Regions from separate parts of the Mus musculus genome. Here region 1 is linked to region 2. A link is a loop called in an ENCODE intact Hi-C map of the cell type or tissue named here. Cell type or tissue: heart. All regions are shown on one strand. Links, peaks and the distances in the headings refer to the core of each region. The heading gives the core; the rest is flanking DNA. Region 1 holds the start of Src (Rous sarcoma oncogene). Region 2 holds the start of Manbal (mannosidase, beta A, lysosomal-like).

Region 1 (9,044 bases), core at 2,792-5,291, 55 kb after region 2:
TTCTTTCATGTTTCTTCCCAGACATTCTAGAGGAAGGAGGTCTGGGCTAGAGGTCTCCACCCCTCTGTTCTGGGTGACCTTGGGGAACTGTCTGAGCCTCTCTGGGCTTCTTCTCCTAGGGCCTTAGGGAGTGATAGGATAAACAATTAAGTTTCTTGGTACTTGGCCTTCTTGAGGGCCTGGTGGGACGGGGCATCTCCCTACTTTCCCACGAACAAATCTAACACCCCCTCCCCCGGTGCTGGGGATCCTCATGCATGCTGAATAGCTATGCTGCTACTGCGCTACATCCCAAGCTACATCCAAGTCATTTTTTAAAATTTGTTCTTTACTTATTTGCTTTACTTCGCACCCACTGGCCCCCTCCGGGTCACCCCACTCCTACAACCCTCCCTCCCTCCCTCCCTCCCCCCCTTCTCTGAGTTGGTGGGGGCTAGGCATGTTCACTCCCACTGAGGCCAGACAAGGCTGCCCAGCTAGACGAACATATCCCACATACAGGCAACACCATTGGGATAGCCCCTGCTCCACATCAAGACCAAGCTGCACATCTGTTACATATGTGTGGGGGAGGCCTAGGTCCACATCCATGTGGTTAGTGGTTCAGTCTCTGAGTGCCCCAAGGATCCAAGTTTGTTGAAGCTGTTGGTCTTCCTGTAGAGTTCATATCCCCTTAGGGGCTGCAATCCTCCCTCCTACTTACTCTTCCATTAGAGTCCCCAAGCTCCATCCACTGTTTGGCTGTGAGTGTATGACTCTGTCTGAGTCAGTTGGTGGGTAGGGCCTCTCAGAGGACAGCCATGCCAGACTCCTGTCTGCAAGCATAACAGGGTATCATTAACAGTATCAGGGACTGGTGCTTGCCCATTGGGTGGGTCTTAAGTTGGGTAGGTTATTGGTTGGTCAGTCCCTCAGTCTCTGCTTCATCACCAATCTCTGAGTTTCTTGTGGACAGGTTAAGTTTAGGGTTGAAAGTTTTACCTTTCAATTTGAGGCAGGTTCTCACTAAGCTGCTCGGGCTGATCTTGCCGTCTTAGCTGAGGTAGCTGAGGCAGGCGTTGAAGTGCGAGTCTTCGGCCTTGACTTTCTGTGTAGCTAGGTTGACCGACCATTCTTTCTGTCTGCTTTTGATCGCTTGTTTGTTCCCATCTCTTCTCTGATTAGTGGGTAGACAGAGGAGGGACCTGCCAGTGGCCCAAGCTTCCCCGTGGCCAGCCTCTGAAGAGATGGTGTTCATGGCTCTGGCTCACAAGAGCTTGGCCTCATTTCCTACATTTCTTCCATGGCCCCCTCTTGGGTTGTCCTCACACACACTCCATAGAAGCCCAGACATCTGCCTCACCTGTGTTCCTGCCCTCTGGACCTGCCATCTGTCAGCTTAAGGGTCCCCCTGACCCCCGTCCCCACCTTTCTGTTTGTCCCGTCTACATCTCACTGCTTCTCAGCTCACCACACTCTATGGGTTCCCACGCTATTGGGAGGAAAGTCTCAACTTCTCCTTGGGTCCCAGGAAAGGCCCAAGGATTCTTGGGTCTCACCTCAGGCTCACCTTAGCCATCCCCTTAGCAGGCTCCTCCTACCCTCAGCAAGCCACTGTTCTGTGCTCCACTAGCACTGTCCCACTAACAGTTCCAGTTGTGAGAGTATGTGTAGCCCTGATCCTCCGCCCAGCCCTGCACATTCTCTGCCTGCACATTTGCCCTGCCCTACCGTTACCTGGTAACCAGCTCTTCAGACTGCACTGGCTGGGCTAGCCCCACTCCTTTAGCCCTGTGCTCGCCCGTCTCCTTACTGGGCTCCTCTAATTCACTCAGTAGGCTGGGCTTATTCACTGCTATATCCCAGCTCCAGACCCTGGTATCTGCTAGAAGCTCAGTAAGTCTCAGGGGAACAGAGGTAGGATTGGGGGGCGTGGGAGTGGGGAGCACTGTAAAGTCTTAGACCGGGTGGAAGAAGGCCAACCTCATCTCAGAGCCTCAGGCTGGAGCATGCAGCCTGTGTATCCCTCCAGCCTATTCTGTAGTTTTTAGCCTGGTCGCTTCAAGTAGAAGACTCACACAGGCCATGAAAAGCATGGTGGGGCTGGGTTAGAATTCCCCGGAAGACTTCGACGGGTCTGGTTTCCCAGTCACTACCGGGAAGGTGAGCTAGGCTCAGGCTGGGCTCTGCAGATTAGCTACCACAGACTAGGGTCACCAAGACTCCTAAGAGGCTGAGAATTGTCCCTGATCCCATGTCATGGACAGCCTTGACCCATGGGCCCACTGCCATGTGTAGGCCCTTAGGATCTACAATGCCTCCATCTTGTATCCTGCCTTTAGGCTTTTACCTCTATAGAGGAAGGAAGGGTCTGAAACGGATCACTATGTACAACCAATGCTTTAAAAAAAAAAACAAAAAACAGCGTCTATGTCGTGTGTGCACAAGTGTGGAGGCCACAGCAGGCCGTCCAGGGTCTTCTCTGATTGCTCCTCATCTTATTCCCTTGAGTCAGGGTCTGCCACTGAACCGGAATCTCACTTTTTGGGCTAGATCTGCTGGCCAGTGAGCTCTCAGGGTTTGACCGTCTCCACTCTCTAGTCTGGGGTTTGACGTGCGTGGCCATGCCTGGCTGGAGATCCTCCTGTTTGTATATCAAGTGCTCTGACCCACTAACGCATCCTCCATTTCTAGATGTCCTGTCTTTTTTGACAATGTCCACACAAGGAGAGTTTGCCAAAGCTGGGCAAGATGGCTTCTACCTGTGTCTTCACGTCTGGGAGGCTGAGACAGGAGGATTGTCAAAAGTGTGAGTGAGGCCAGTGTGAGCTACAGAGGGAGACTCATCTAGGGGTTGGAGGTTGGGGCGATGCATTAGTGTTTAGTGTTGGGATGTTCCGAGTCTGGCCCCGGACGCTTCATAGTACTGATGCACAGACATGAAGCAGTAAGGTGCTGTTTTACTAACACAGAGCAAAATAAGGTACATGATCATCTGTCTGCCAGGCCAGACCAATATCTCTCCCATCATATTCTGCAATGGGGATGATCGTTCCCATTTGAGTGGTGAGTAACTAAGAAGGAGGAGAGTCAGAGTCAGTGATAGGAAGGTTGGAACTTGTCCTCGTACAGTCTGTGGATGCCACATCACTGTGTTTTCTACAGCCAGCTGGCCAGTGACCACTCTATACTGGGCATAGGCCAGGCCATGGCTCCTGCCCTCAGGGTACAAACAGACACACCCAGAATGGACTTGGGGTTGTGTCTCTATCAGGGGTGTGTCTAGAAACGTGTCCTGGAGGATATGGCCCTTACCCAGGATCACGAAGGCCTGGGAGGGTGGAGGCTGGTGGTAGGGGTGGGCATTCCTGGTAGGGGTTACAGTCGGAAGCCCGGAGGGATGGTTAACAACAAAGAGTACTCAGAAAGTTCAGTAATGAAACCCTTGTGCTGGGTGGTTCTTCTGAGAACCTCTGATGTAAGGCTGCCCTCAAGGAGGGCACGTGTGAGGGAGGCTGTGTCTGCAGCAGAGCCAACAGCACTCTTCCACGTAAGACTGTGAGGACTTATCAGTGCAAACCTACCTCGTCTCTCTCATGGAAGCCTTACCCACTGGGCAGGCTGCTGGCATACTGCGGCTCAGGGGGAAATAGCATACGTTAGGTCATGCATATATTTGCACAACGGTGGAGCTCCGGGTTCAACCTTAGCCTGTCAGTCTAAAGTTTATGCTTTGAAGCTCTCTGTCTTCTCAGCTCTAGAACCACCCAGACCTTTCCTGTTGAATTTCTGGGGACAGATGTAGTGATACATTTGGCAAATAGTTAACCAACTCTCTGGAAGGAAAAACTAATGGGTTCATTGTCACATTTCTCCCCATTTCCAAGTAGAACGTACTTCCTCTGAGGCTGACACCAGGTGACCAGTCTGACATCACCAAGTATGGCACAGGGAAGGACACTGCTCAGTAAGTGCTTGCAAGCCGTTTGAGAGCCAGCCCCAGTGCCTCACAGGAAGAGTATCCACCCTCCCCTCCCCTCCCTCAGCCCAGAGTGGCCAGTAAAGGCCATTAGACAAATCTTAGGCATGGAGGAGGGCGGAGAAACCTGCTCCTCCAGCCAGAGCCTGCCCAGGGGAGCCCTGGGAAACTGCCGTTAATCTTTAAGCAAGCCCTGCGAACAGGAGTGGCTGGCTAGTTTGCCCGCTGTTCATGAGAAACCCTGAGCAGTCCCCGTGGCCACAGTGGGCTACCCTGGCCCCACTTGCTCTTGTCAGTGAGGCCCTCAGATCTTCAGCCTGGCCCACTCCTTCTTCACAACAGAGGGGGCTGGAACAGGAAGCTAGTGGACAGAACACACCCTGAGGCACCTGGCCTAGATGTGACCTCAGATCAGTCTGACTCAAAGCTTTGCCCTTTCCTGGTCTCCTGGGAGACATAGCTGTACCCTGGGGCTGGAGCCTCTCACAATCTAGGATGATGGGGGACTTGCCCTTTGGGAGGGATCTTTGCCAGAAGCCCAGGCCTGTGCCACATGAACCTCAGTTTCCCTGTCTGTGAGATGGAAGCACTTTCAAGGAAGGAACATGGAGATGGTTGATAGATGGTCAGGCCCATCTTTCCAGAGTGAACGGGAGGAGTCAAGGATGCTCCTGGACCCCCAACGGGCAGCGCTAGAACCTGGTGGTCTTTGAGACCAGCCTGAAGCCACATCTCATCCCGCTTGCCCCATTTTTCTTCTCTACTTCCTGTCCGGTTGGTTCTGTCATCCTCAGTGGCTGGCAACAAGCACACTGCCCAGCAGATGCACACGGTCTCCTTATGCATTGAAAGTGAATTTAGGCTTGGCCTAATTGAGCTGGGCCCCGCAAGTTCCTGCCCTCCATTGGCAGAGGCTGGAGGCTCCGCAAGTTCAAGGCCAGCCTTGGCCACATAGTGAGCCACTGTTTTGCCTTTTGATACATTTTAACAATACTGCCTCTCCCCCTCACTATTTCCCTGTCCCTTCGGTTCCAGTCTCTGAGGATTAGAGACACTCAGGGTCAAGGCTGGTGTGGCCAGTGCCTCAGTTTCCGGACAGTGCTAGCCACCGGTGCGTAGCTCAGGTAGCTAGGGTTGAACGCTAACGTGGTCCCGGGAGGCCGAGCCCGGCGCGTGGCGTGGGGTTGGGGGGGCGCCCCCGCGGGCGGAGCTGCGGGGGGTGGGGGGCTGGGTGCGGGAGGCGCGGGCCCGGCTCGCACAGCAGGTCTCCCGGGTCGCCGGCGGGGCCCGGGTCCGCGCTTCCTCCTTTCTCCGGCTCGCGGCGGCCGCGGCCCCTCCTCCCGCGCGCTCCCTCCCCCTCGCCGCCGCCGCCGCCACCGCCGCCGCCTCCTCCCTTTCTCTCGGTCTGTCTCTCCGGGCCCGGAATCCAACCGGCCGCCCCGCCGGAGCGGCCAGGCCGCTGCCCGCCAGCGCCGCGCGCCCCGCTGGGGTCCGCCCGGGCGCGTCCGGAGCTCACGGTCGCCGTGCAGGTGAGCGCCCCCGCCCCGCCGGCCCCGCGCCCTGCTGCGGGCTCCCGCCCTGCCCACTCTACGCCGCGGCCCGCGAGCTGCCCGCCGCGGCCTTTTGTTGGGATGCGCGGGGGAGGACGAGCGGGGTGCGGGGGGCACCGGAACGCGGGGACCCTCGGCCGCAGAGTCCCCTGGCTCGGTTAGGCCACATTTGAAAACCCGGCCGATCGGCGCCGCCCGCGATCGCGGCTGCTGGGCCTGGCGCCCCCGGCCCGGAGTGGGCGGTGGGGGTGGGGTGGGCGTTGGGGAAGGGGCACCTGGAGGGCCACACTACCTCCTTAGGTCTCACTGGGGCCTTGGGTAGGGCCTAGTGCTGCTGGTCTGGAAGAAACAGGGCCACCCTGTCCTCGCCCCCCATCCCCCCCAACCCCCAGCCTCGCCCCTGCGCAGGCCCAGCGACCGATGGACTCAGAAGTTGGCAAAAGTTTTGGGGTTTCACTACCGCCACCAGGTCCGCTTGCCCACCCAGGCAGGTACTGGAGGTGAGTTTGTGCCCCCTACTACGACCCACCACCACTTGTGCCTTAGTTAGCTCTCTGAGCCAAGGCCCTCCTCAGTGGTAGGTGGGCTGGTTGAAGGGTGGGGTGAACAGAGGGGACTCACTCTGGGTATCCATCCCATAAACCTTTGAGGCATTCCGATTAGAAAGGTGGACAGAGGTGTGTGAGGCTTCTGGGACCCTGAGGTCTTCCCGGCTTTACAGACTGCCCAGTGAAGGCAAGTGGTGTTGGGGTCATCTGGGTATAGGTCAGATTTAGTTACCAAGGTGGACACGGGGGCGGGGGCAGGGGCGGGGGCAGGGGACTCTTCCAACCTTATGGAGTCCAGGTGTCTAGGTTTCTTGTTTTCCTGAGTGACCTGAGCCAGGGACCGCCCCTTGGACTATTCACATCAGTGACTATTCCCTGCACTTCCGCAGCCCAGGACTTGGCATATATGGGGGGGCGTGCTCAATAAATGAGTCCCATCCTGGAGCTCGCTCGCACAGGATGGTTGAGGTACCTGTGGCACAGCTGCCTGCAGAAGCGGGTAACTCCGTGCTACAAAGGGTTCCCTTTGGCCTCAGTCCTCTCAGGGAGGATCGATCAGTTGGCTTGTGAGGTAGCTCGGTGGTAGAGCACAGGCTCAGCTTGTTCAAGGCCCTGGTGCTAGCTGCAGAACCACAGGAAAGAAAATGGAGCAGTTATAACCAGAGCTGCTGATATCCAGTGAACGCCTCCCGGGGTTAGCCTGGTCTGCAGCTGCAGAGGAGGATATAGCCTTCCTGAGGAGCTGTCTGGCTGCCCTTTAACCCACCGTGACGGTGAAGGGTGTGTAGTTTTAGATCAGGCACAAGGCATTGTTGGAAGTTTCCCTCCATATCTCTCGCACCTGGCAGAGACATAAGGCCCTACTGGAGATGAGGTGTGTCTGGGTGAGGTAACCTTTCCACAAGGGAAGTGATTTACAGTGTGTCACCTCTCAGCTGACCTCCTGTCTACATCATGGGGCACACACTAATGAGTGCTAGGAGTGCCATGCTCCCTGCTCCGTCCCCTCCCCCTAGTCTCTTGTTCATCCTTGTTCATCCCAGCCTTAGGGCAACCCTAATCTCTCCCACCCCACCTTCCTCTATCTCCTGTGTCCTTTTCCCGAACCCCCTCTCCCCCACCAGCCTCCAGCACATAGGCTGGCTCCTGTTTGGGGCTTCTTCCCTGATTGTCATCTGAGGGTGGGGGTGAGGATAGGGTGTGTCTCGCTCCCCTAGCCCCCCAGGAATCTCGGAAGGACATGGTTAAATGATCTTTGTTCTTGCTGTCCATCTGCTGACTTTGATCGCGCATTGAGCATATACTATGCACCAGGGCCTGGGAACTTTGTTGAGCAGCTTTGTGGTAGGAGGAGCAGACAGCTTCCTGGAGGAGGGGCTTAAGCTGAGTGAAGCAGTGGCGGGCCAGCCAAGAATGCAGCTGGGTCAGTGCTCTTCCTTTCTATTCAGAAGGTCATCTGCCTGGGGACTTGCTGGGAAACTGTGAGCAGGTCTTTGACTCCTAGAAACTGGAGTGTGGGGGATAGGCCATGCATCAAGCAAGTGGCCAGATAAATGAATATATACTCGTGGCTGTGATAAAGGCAGAGGACTCTTGAAGGAGGAATTTAGGGGGCGTCTGGGCATGAAGCTAGGGGAAGGTGTGCCAGGCAGAGAGAGGTGTGTATGTGCAAAGGCCCTGAGGTGAGGGGAGGTGTATAATTGTTGTGGGGAACCAAAGGGAGAGCTATGAGATAGGATGATCCAATGGGGCCGCTATCAATAGGACTGCTCCCTATGAGGGCCCACTGGAGCCTGGAGGAGGATCTTGGCCTCCAGTTTTTACATAGGGAGCAGGTGGGTATCCTCTCTATGAACCAGATTAAGCTGGAGGGCAAGGTACACAGCTAATGGAATAGATGTGCAGTCTGGACTTGCATATTCTGTGGGAGCCCTGATCAGGTCTCAGAAGGAGGAGGAGGAAGAGGAGAAGGAAGAAGAAGAGGAAGAAGCTAGGTTTAGTAGGAGTTCAACCCAGAAAGCCAGAGGCACTGAGAGCCCAAGGATCAGGAAGTGCAGTGCAGGGTCGGGGTGAGGGTGAGGGAGAAACTTGGGAGGGAGCTGGAGAGCAGGAAACTGGAGATCATGCTTGGGCATCTGATAGACCTGAGTTCAAGTTCTGACTGCTGGCTATCCTATGTGCTGTGTGTCTTTGGGTCCTTCATTGTCTCTTTCTGAGATTTGGTTTCTTCATCCCTGAACGGCCAAGCATCTCTCCCTTTCCAGAGAAGGCTCTGTGCCCGGCATTAGTTAGTTAATGTACAGAAAGTGGGACCTGTTTGCTGTATGTGGCATCGGGAAGTCTGTTAGTGTCTCTGGGCTCAGCCTTGCCATCTGTGCGGCTTTGGCTGGCATGGGTCTAACCGTCCCAGCTTGAGCAGGGCTTGCTAGAAGAGGATGCTTGCAGCAAAGGACAGGGGTGTGCTGGGTCACTGTGAGCCCTGGCATCTCTGTGCCACAAAGCTGGGCTGGGGAGTGTGCACAGGAGATGGTCTGGCTTTCTGGATATAAACCATAAGACCTAGAGAGAGAAGGTTACTTGCCTAGGGTTTCCTAGGTGACAGCCAGGGATGGGCTATAGGGCTCTGAATTCCACATTTATAATCTGGTGCTCTTGGAGTCTTAAAGCCCTGCAGAGGCCCCACTGTGAACTACAGCTGCAGTTTGAAGTCCTCCTGCCCCTCTGTGGCCCATCAGACTTCACAGCATCTCAGGCCTCCTGTGCATTTTCCATCTCTCTAAGGAAAACCTTTCTGGCTCTCTGGGGAAGGGCCCCATCGCCTTTGAGGGGCCTCAGTTTCTTCATCTATAAAGGACAGCAGTGACTCATGGCTCCCTGGATGTCCCAAGAGGATGGACACGGGGTACTTCACACATCAGGACTTAATAAATGTGGGCAGGGCAGAGCCAGACCTAGGCTGAGGTCTGGCCTCCTCTAGCGCAGGTGGTT
Region 2 (9,044 bases), core at 3,912-6,411:
GTGGGTTCTGTGATTAAACTCAGGTCTCCATGCTTGTACAGCAGGCGCTCTGCTGACTGAGCCATCTTCCCAGCCCTGTTACCTCCGTCTTTTCACCACCTCATCATCATCACCACCACCACATAGAAAATTAATAATGTATCACCCAAAGGATTAACCCATTGATGATAAAGCTACAGCCCTTAAAATATACCCATTTTTCCAACTCCTCCAATACATCAGATACACCAGGTTCTGGGACACATTTCATACCATACTGCACATCTCTACTTTTCTTCTCTCATACCTAGAGATGCCCATTATTCTTGTTTGCAAATTGTTGTTGTAATAAAATGCCCTGACTGAAAACAACTTGGAGAGAAGAGGGCTTGTTTCATCATTCAAGAAAGCTAGGGCAGGAACTCAAGCAGGAAGAGGCAGAAGCTGGAATGAACCCTGCTCACTGGCTCACCCTCTGGCTTACTCAGCTACTGTCCTAGAGGTGACTCTACTCACAGTGCACTGGGTCCTCTTACATCAGCTACTAATTAAGAAACTGCCTCACAGCCACAGCCACAGGCTAATCTGATCTCAGCCATTCCCGAGTTAAGGTTCCCATCTCTTACGTGACTCTAAGTTTGTGTCAAGTTGACAGCTGATGCTAACTGTGATACCAACCACCCAGGGCCCACAGGAAGCTGCCTTGGTTCAGCATGTTTGTGTCTTGTACAGGTTGGCTGCTGTGCAATGGCTAGCGCAGTCTCTCTGAGGCCTTACTGGACTTACTTGGCTTTCCCAGCCTTAGCTTCCTTCGCCCTTGGATGGAAATGAGACTTAGCCTTGAGCAGGGCAGTACTTGGGATCCAGTCAAAACATAGCAAGCAGCATGTGAAGGGCTGGGGAGATGACGCAGTGGGTAAAATGCTTCCTGCACAAGCACGGGCACTTGAGTTCCAATCCCAACACCTACGTAAAATGGTGGCTTGCATCGCTAATCCTAGCTTGCGTTGATCCCAGGGTCCTCTAGTCATCCATTGTAGCAAAAATGGCAACTTCTGTGTTCAGTGGGAAATCCTGTCTGAAAACAAACAAACAAACAAACAAATGAGAAATGGAGGAAGATTCCTAACATTGACCTTTGCTCTCCACAGACAGACAGACAGACAGACAGACAGACACACACACACACACACACACACACACACACACACCCCTGCACAGCCACAGGTACACACAGACATACACTATATACAAACCACACACAGAGCCGGGTGGCGGTGGTGCACACCTTTAATCCCAGCACTTGGGAGGCAGAGGCAGGTGGATCTCTGAGTTTGAGGCCGGCCTGGTCTACAGAGTGAGTTCCAGGACAGCCAGGGCTATACAGAGAAATCCTGCCTCGAAAAACAAAACAAAAAAACAAACAAACAAAAAAAACTAAAACAAACCAAAATAAAACAAAACAAAACAAAAACCCATACACAGAGACAAAGAAAACAAAACAAGTAAGTGCAGTGCTCACCTTGTCCTGTGTTGAGTCATGTCAGACATTTTTCTGAGTAGAAACCATTCCCATCCCCGTGCTTTCTCTCTCAGTGCAAAAAGAGACTGTGCATACATTATAGTTAGAGAGAAACCAGTCGTAGAGCTCTGCTGTGTGCTAATGGCTGGCATGCAGGGCACAGAGAGAAGCTAAACTCAGCTGGAGTCCTCTAGGTACCTCCAGAGAGTAAGAAGGAGGCTGTGCCTGCAGCAGCCACACTGGGCGTTTCTTTTTACATTTGGAGACAGATAGTAACGGGTTTCAGAGTACATGTGTTAGCATGTACCTACATCACCCGTATCAGCGTATTTCCCATATTACCTGTAGTAACATGCCAGGGCTGGCCGTACATGTCACACACTAGGTGACTTGAGCAGCAGACATTTATTAGTTCCAGCAGCCAGGAGCGTGAAACCAAGTAGTCTGATGGCACTCGGGAAGGCTTACGAAATCTGTTCTACAGCCATCTCGGCTCCCAGGGCTTGACGGTGGAATTTTGGTGTTTCTTGACCTATAGGAGCATCCCTCCATGTTTGCCTTCATCTCCACATGACATCCTCATGTGTGCATCTGTGTCCAAATCCACTTCTTTTTAGATTAGATTTCAGCATTCATCCTATTGACCTCATTTTTCTCTTAAAATATATATTTGTGTGTGTGTGTGTGTGTGTATGTGTGTGCGCACATATGTCTGCATGTTGTGGGAAGGGAAACATATGCTATGACATACATGTGGAGGTCAGAGAACAACTTAGTGGAGTAGGTTCTCTCTTATTTTTATGTGTTTTCTGGGGATAAAACTTAGGCTACCAGGCACATGCACGTATGCAGCAGCATCTTGACTAAATACACCATCTCCTTGGCCCTCTTTTGTTTGTTTGAGACTGGATTGCTTTATTTAGTCCTGGCTCTTGCTACGTAGACCAGGCTGGCTTGGAACTTGGAGTTCCTTCTGCCTTTGCCCCTCCAGTGTTGGGATTAAGTGTGCACCTCCATATCCATCTCTCTCTCTCTCTCTCTCTCTCTCTCTCTGTCTCTGTGTCTTTTGACAAGGTTTCTCTGTGTGTCCTGGCTGTCCTGGAACTTACTTTGTAAAACCTTGCTGACCTCGAACTCACAGAAATCTGTTGGTCTTTGCCTCCCAAGTGCAGAGATTTCAGGTGTGAGCCACCATGTCCAGCTGATTTACTTTTATGAAAATCCTCACTCCGTAACTTAGTAAAGCTCATTTCCTATCACGACAATGAATACAGCAAAAGGTGGCAGACCTCATGGTCTATATGGCCTCCAAAGAGTAAAAAGGCCCGGATCACCAACCCCAGGAAGCACAGGAGAGGGAGAGGCCCTAGGCTGCTGAGGAGTCCCTGTCCCAACTCAGCCCCAGCACTAAGACCCATCACAGTTTCTATCCTAGACCCGTGGAAGAAGGGGAGGGGCTTAGGGAGCCCTATTCTCTTGAACACCGTCCATAAGGTTCACTGCAACCCCTTCCCCCACAAAAATCCTGCCTCCAAATAGAATCACATTCTGGAACAGTAGAGGTTAAGTTCTGATATATCTTTGAATAGAGGGTAAAGAATTCATAAAACATCTTTTTTTTTTCTGGGTGTGGTTGCTCACACCTTTAATCTCAGCATTAGGGAGACAGAGGTAGACGTATCTCTGTGAGTTCAAAGCTAACCTGGTCTATATATCTATATAGAGAGTTCCAGGCCAGCTAGGATGACACTGTGAGACCCTGTCTCAAAAATAAAAAACGCTCAAGCAAAAATGACTGTCTTTATCTATCCATACATATTGGGCACTTTTAGGGCAAGTCCTGTATTAAATATTTGTTCTCTCCAGACCATATATATGTGTGTGTGTGTGTGTGTGTGTGTGTGTGTGTGTGTATGTATATATAATATAACATAACATATATAATATATATAATGTTTTGTCTGCATGTATGTATTTGTATCACATGTGTGCTTGGTACACAGAGACCAGAAGAAAGCTTCTGGTTTCCTGACATTGGTGTTATAAAGGATTTTGTGCCATTATGTGGGTGCTAGGAACCAAGCCCAGGTTCTTTTGGAAGAGCAGCAGACACACTTAACCACTGAGCCTCTCTCCAGTCCCTAGTTACTCGTTTGTTGCTGTTAGGCTCCGATAGAAGAAACTTTGCAAGTTTGTTTTGGCTTGGGTTGTCGATGACCGTCTATGTCTACCATTGGGAGGACCTCACAGCAGCAGGAGTTTGGAGCAGCACGCTTGAGGATTCTGCCTCAGAAGTAGAAAAGAAAAAGGAAAAAACAAAAACAAAAAACCAAACAACCCAAAATCCATCTACACAATTGATTTTGAGGCTGGGCATGGCTCAGTGAGTGAGAGTGCTTATTGACTAAACATGAAGGTCTCAAAGACCCAAAGTAAAAAGCCAGGCATGGTCACTCATACATCTTTAACGCCAGTCCAAGGCAGAGGAGAGGAGAGGATGGATACGGGATCCCTGCGGCTTTCCCTATCTCAAGGGAATAAGGTGGACTATAATAGAGCAAGACACGTGATATACTCTGGCCTCAGCAGCCATAGGTACATGCATGTGAGTGCATATGCCACACCCGTACCCACACCAATACCCACCCGTGGCACACATAATTAAAGGATTTAGGGGTCAGGGCCACATCAGCTGACCTAGAGATAGTTTATCTGGCTGCCAAGCTGAGTTCGTTGGCTGGAGGCTTGATAACTGCCCACGTGAATCTCACTCTGCGGGACTTCCCAGGAATGATCAAGAGCGAGGAAAGAGGAAGTCACAATGTTTTTCTGTCTTAATCTCGGAACTCAAGCTCAGTATTTCCCCAAAATTCTATGGGTCACATTGGTCAGCGTGGGAGACTGTGAAGGCTTGACTATCAGGCACCAATCACATCACTGCCCATTAAACTCCATTCCTAACTGGTCTGCCGCACTTATTTCAATGCTGATTTTTGCCTTCCAAACATTTATCGCATTAAGGATTCCCTATCTATTATGTGACTTACTGACTATAAACTCCATGGAAGCAGAGATGTTCACTGGTCTCTTTTTAATTTATTATGGTGATTTGTTTTTGTCTGAATTATAGCATGGTAATGTTTGTCCTACCCCTTATATTGTAGATTTCTGGCTCAGACTTAGAACTGAGTTCTAAACTGGGGGGAGACCGGCTGTAATCAGGAGAATTGCCCCCAGTTCGAGGCCAGTCAGAGCTACACTGTTGAGACCCTGTCTCAAATCAAATAAAAAATTCATTAAAGCTTCAACCTTCGGTGTCTAATTAGGGGAGAGCAGGAGGAAGACGGCGAGGAAGCGGTGGACCTGGTAAAACCCGCTGAGCGGAATCTGCTGCTGCTCCCAGCACATCGCTTCCGGGTCACGAGGGATCACTTCCGGTGCGGCGGCGCGGCGTTCCGGGAGGTAAGTATTGAGGCTCGGATAACCCGGCCGAGGCTTCCCGGCGGGCGGGATCGGGGCGGCGTTGCGGGTTACAGCGGCTTCCGGGGTTGCGGAGGGCAGTTATCTGTAAAGGCAGTCTGCGTTCCGAGGAGACTGGGGCCCTCGCGAGGGTTGTGCAGGGCCAGGGCCCAGCCTGCCCTGCGCCGGGACCAGCCGGGGCTTGGCTTGTCGGGTGTGCCCTGGATGGCTGTGTTACCTCGGGCATCTCGATCTTCCTCTCCCGGTCACTTTCCTTCCCCGCAGAAGGCTCCCTTGGGCCTGTGCGGAGGATGCGAAGGCCGGGAGCGTATCAGTGCTTAGTTGCAGTGTGTGCTTGAGAGAAAACTGCCAGAGAAAGGGATGGGGAATGCGATAGCCTCCCCGGTGTCTGCGGTTCCAGTGACCTGACACCTGGAAATAGAAAGTGGAAGACTCCAGAAACAAACCGCGCATGGCTTTGAATTTGTGTGTTTTGAGTAGCTCAGTAGTGGAGACTCACCCAGCGTGCTTGAGTCCCATGTTCAGACCCCAGAACTGTTCTTCCCGGCCCTAAGATAGTAGCACGATGAAGTTTTACCTCTTCCTGCTTTACACGTAGGTCATCGTCTTGCTTGGCGTATCCCTCTGTATACGCTACCCCCTCATTAGTCACGTAGGACAGCTGCCTGTGTAACCCTCATATCAGCACAAGAGTAGTAATGATAGCCTTTGGGGTTTGCTGAAAAAGGTGCTATTTTAAACAGCCTTTTTTTTTTTTTTAAAGGAAGATTCTTAGGCTAAAGTTGCTAAGCTATTTGGTGAGAACAAAATTTTTGTTGTTTTTCCAAGACAGGGTTTCTCTGTGCAGCCCTGGCCATCCTGGAGGAGCTCTGTGGGTTGGAGGCTAGCCTGGTCTACAGAATAAGTTCCAAGTCAACCAAAGCTACACAGAGAAACCCTGTCTCGAAAAAAAAAAAATCAAAATTAAAAATCAGAGCTGGTGATATGGCTGAGTTGGAAGAGGGCTTACCCAGCGTGTAAAAGCCTTGGTTTTTATCCCTTGCATCCTAAGTCTGGGGGTGGGGCAGAGCATGCCTATACTGTTCTGGGCTGCATAGCAAATTTGAGGGCTCCATGGGAACTTTGCTGAAACATCAATAAGTGGTAGTTTTGTTTTTGAACCTCACATTGCCAAGGTTACAGCCATAGTGTGTAGTAAATGTTTACTTAGTTAGGATAGAGATGGCATCGAATTTGTGAGTAGAAACGGACAAAGACTGCCTTACGCTATGTGAAGGCTTCAGCCAGGCCTCCCCTGAAACAAGAGCACAAAGCCACTTCCTGGGAATAAGGGATGGTCACACAGGTTAGGGATGGATTCGTTCTGAAACCAAAATCTCCATAGCGGACGTCACTGCCAGTGTGGAGGTCTCTGCTATAGTCCCAGCAGAAGAACACATGAAGGCAGTTTTGAAGTGCCAGCAAGTGGGGAATTGGAAGGCATGTGATGATGCAGCGCCAGCAGTGTGGACGTCATCAAATGTTGCCAGTGTGTTTCAAATTCTATGTGCCCCAAAGGACACCATTATTAACTATGATACTGGGATGGAACAGAGCATTAAAGCCACCCATGTGATCCCTTAAGGACCATATTCCCTGCAATCATTATTGATAGAATTAATAACTTCAGATTAATATGCCATTAAAATATTTCTTTATTTTTAGACAGGGTTTCAGTTTTGGCTGGCCTGGAATTCAGCATACAGACCAGACTGGTTTAGAACTCAAAGAGATCTGTCTGTCTCCCTAGTGTTGGGATAGAAACTGTATTCTGTCCCAAGCAACTGCAGCGTCTTCTTGAAAGGTTTTATTAACTGAAGTTTTTAGGGTAAAAGACTTGGCTCTGACAGTGCCAACGAGCTAGATTTGGCTACTGATTGCTAATATTTTAGTTAATGAGATAACTAGCAGTGAAGATCAGAAAAGAGATGTATTCGGTGTGCCCGCATTGGAAAAAGGAACAAATAATAGGATCCTCTGGCTTCCAAGTCCCTCCCCAAGATTCTGTCATGGAGTTTAGGCTTGAATAGAGGTGGAGGTATGCATAGCTAAGCAGGTCTGGCAGGATGAGGTCCTGCCTGTCATTGATCCACACTGGTCCTCCTTCCAGTCTGCCCAGCAAGGTGGTCTGATACTTTGTAAAAACTGTATGAAATCTTTCTACACTTGCATAGAAAGTGACTTGCATAAGGGCTTCATCCTTTCTCTTTCCCCAGGAGTCTTTGATTCTAGCACTAGGGAAGCAGAGGCAGAGGGAACTCTGGGAGTCCAAGGCCTTAGAGGTCTACATGTCTTGTTTCATAGTGAGACTCTGTCACAAACAAACAGAATATCTCCTTTTCTAGTGTTGGTGGGTGGGTACAGGAACTTTTTTTTGTTTTTTTGTTTGTTTGTTTGTTTGTTTTGTTTTTTTGGTTTTTCGAGACAGGGTTTCTCTGTGTAGCCCTGGCTGTCCTGGGACTCACTCTGTAGACCAGGCTGGGCTCAAACTCAGAAATTTTCCTGCCTCTGCCTCCCAAGTGCTGGGATTAAAGGCGTGCACTACCACGTCCGGCTCAGGAACTTTTTTTTTTAAGTCCTTAGCTGTTACAGATTCCCCAAACCACTATTCCCCTCTGCCCCTGACACCCAGCCGCCCCCAACATAACTGTGGCTTGAATGCCCCTCACACACACCCCTGTCATGTATTGTCAGAAGGTCCAAGGCAGCCTATTGATGCATCACAAATTCCACACGTCAGTTCATCAGGCAGGCACTATGGCTTCCACTCAGCACAACCGGATGAGTTTGATTCCAGGGACCTAGACTGTATCCTTTATCACAGGTATGTGTGGAGAGAGGAAATCGATATATTAGGGTTCAGTACTGGGCATAGCATCTGGCATCCACTGGGTAAGGCAGAACAACTCTGTGGCATCTCATAGGGTTTTTTGGTTTGTTTTGTTTTAATATTTATGTATGTGAGTACACTGTAGCTGTCTTCAGACACACCTGAAGAGGGCATTGGATCATGGTACAGATGATTGTGAGCCACCATGTGGGTACTGGGAATGAGCTCAGGACCTCTAATAGAGCAGTCCGTGCTCTTAACTGCTAAGCTATCTTGCCAGCCCCTGCATCTCACACTTTAAGTGACAGTAAATGGACCAGTAGTCATATTTTGCAAGATGTCTGCACAGCAATTTCAGTCCACCAACTACCAACTCTATGTGTGTGTATAATTTATTTTAATTTTATTTTCACTGGTGTCTTGCCTATATGGCTGTCTGTGTGAGGGCGTCAGAAGCCTGGGAACTGGAGTTACAGACAGGTTGAGCTGCCATGTGGTTGCTGGGACTTGAACCAGGTCCTTTGGAAGAGCTGTCTTAACCACCGAGCTATCCATCTCTCCAGCACTCTGCCTCTTTTTTGTTGTTGTTGTTTTTGTTTTTTTGTTTTTTTGAGACAGGGTTTCTCTGTGCAGTCCTGGCTGTCCTGGAACTCACTTTGTAGACCAGGCTGGCCTCGAACTCAGAAATCCACCTGCCTCTGTCTCCCAAGTGCTAGGATTACAGGCGTGCGCCACCACCACCCGGCTCTGCCTCTTTTTAGTTGAGGTCTCAGAACAGCTTTGAAACTCTCATCAGGAGGCAGGGATCCCAGTCCAGAGTCTGTACAGCACTGGGGAGCAATTGGGAGATCCCAAAACATCTGCCAATTTGATGTCTACGTTTTTAGAATTAGTACTTGATAAGTCTTGCAATCTCTAAATACACCTATAGTTACTTATTTTGAAATGTTGGTGGTTTAACATTTTAGGCCTGGGAATGAGTGCAGATGAAAGGGCTTGCCTAGCATGTGTGATGGTTTATCTGGGTTCAGTCCTCAGCACTTCGTGAATTGTGATTGACAGTTCACATGGTGACCCCAGCGCTGAGGAAGTAGAGTGGGTGGTTCAGGATCACCTTTTGATACCTACTGTGTTCGAGGCCGGCCTAGAATGTGTGAGACTGGTTCAAAAAATATTTTAAAACAATTTTAGCTT

What was found. Hi-C counts contacts between places; a loop is a spot of excess contacts. Peaks named below come from ENCODE experiments on the same cell type or tissue, not always from the same donor. Only the 100,000 strongest peaks of a DNase experiment are listed, where the experiment ranks them.
Region 1: a loop joins it to region 2, with 2.0 times the contacts of the local background. A loop is called at or near these places in 5 of 42 quality-filtered maps.

Annotation. Positions count from the first base shown.
Region 1 is chr2:157,418,928-157,427,971 of GRCm38, forward strand. Src (Rous sarcoma oncogene) reads left to right here and starts at 5,366. Exons shown (of 15, transcript NM_009271.3): 1 at 5,366-5,487. In heart, for the core only: no CTCF peak of the experiment used is centred there; DNase peaks (open chromatin) are centred at 4,074 and 4,604; H3K4me3 peaks cover 1,297 bases; H3K27ac peaks cover 2,066 bases.
Region 2 is chr2:157,362,678-157,371,721 of GRCm38, forward strand. Manbal (mannosidase, beta A, lysosomal-like) reads left to right here and starts at 4,917. Exons shown (of 3, transcript NM_026968.3): 1 at 4,917-4,963. It overlaps Gm39974 (a long non-coding RNA gene), which reads right to left and starts at 2,504. Exons shown (of 3, transcript XR_866905.1): 1 at 1,502-2,504; 2 at 766-1,057. In heart, for the core only: no CTCF peak of the experiment used is centred there; DNase peaks (open chromatin) are centred at 4,264 and 4,934; H3K4me3 peaks cover 1,902 bases; H3K27ac peaks cover 1,357 bases.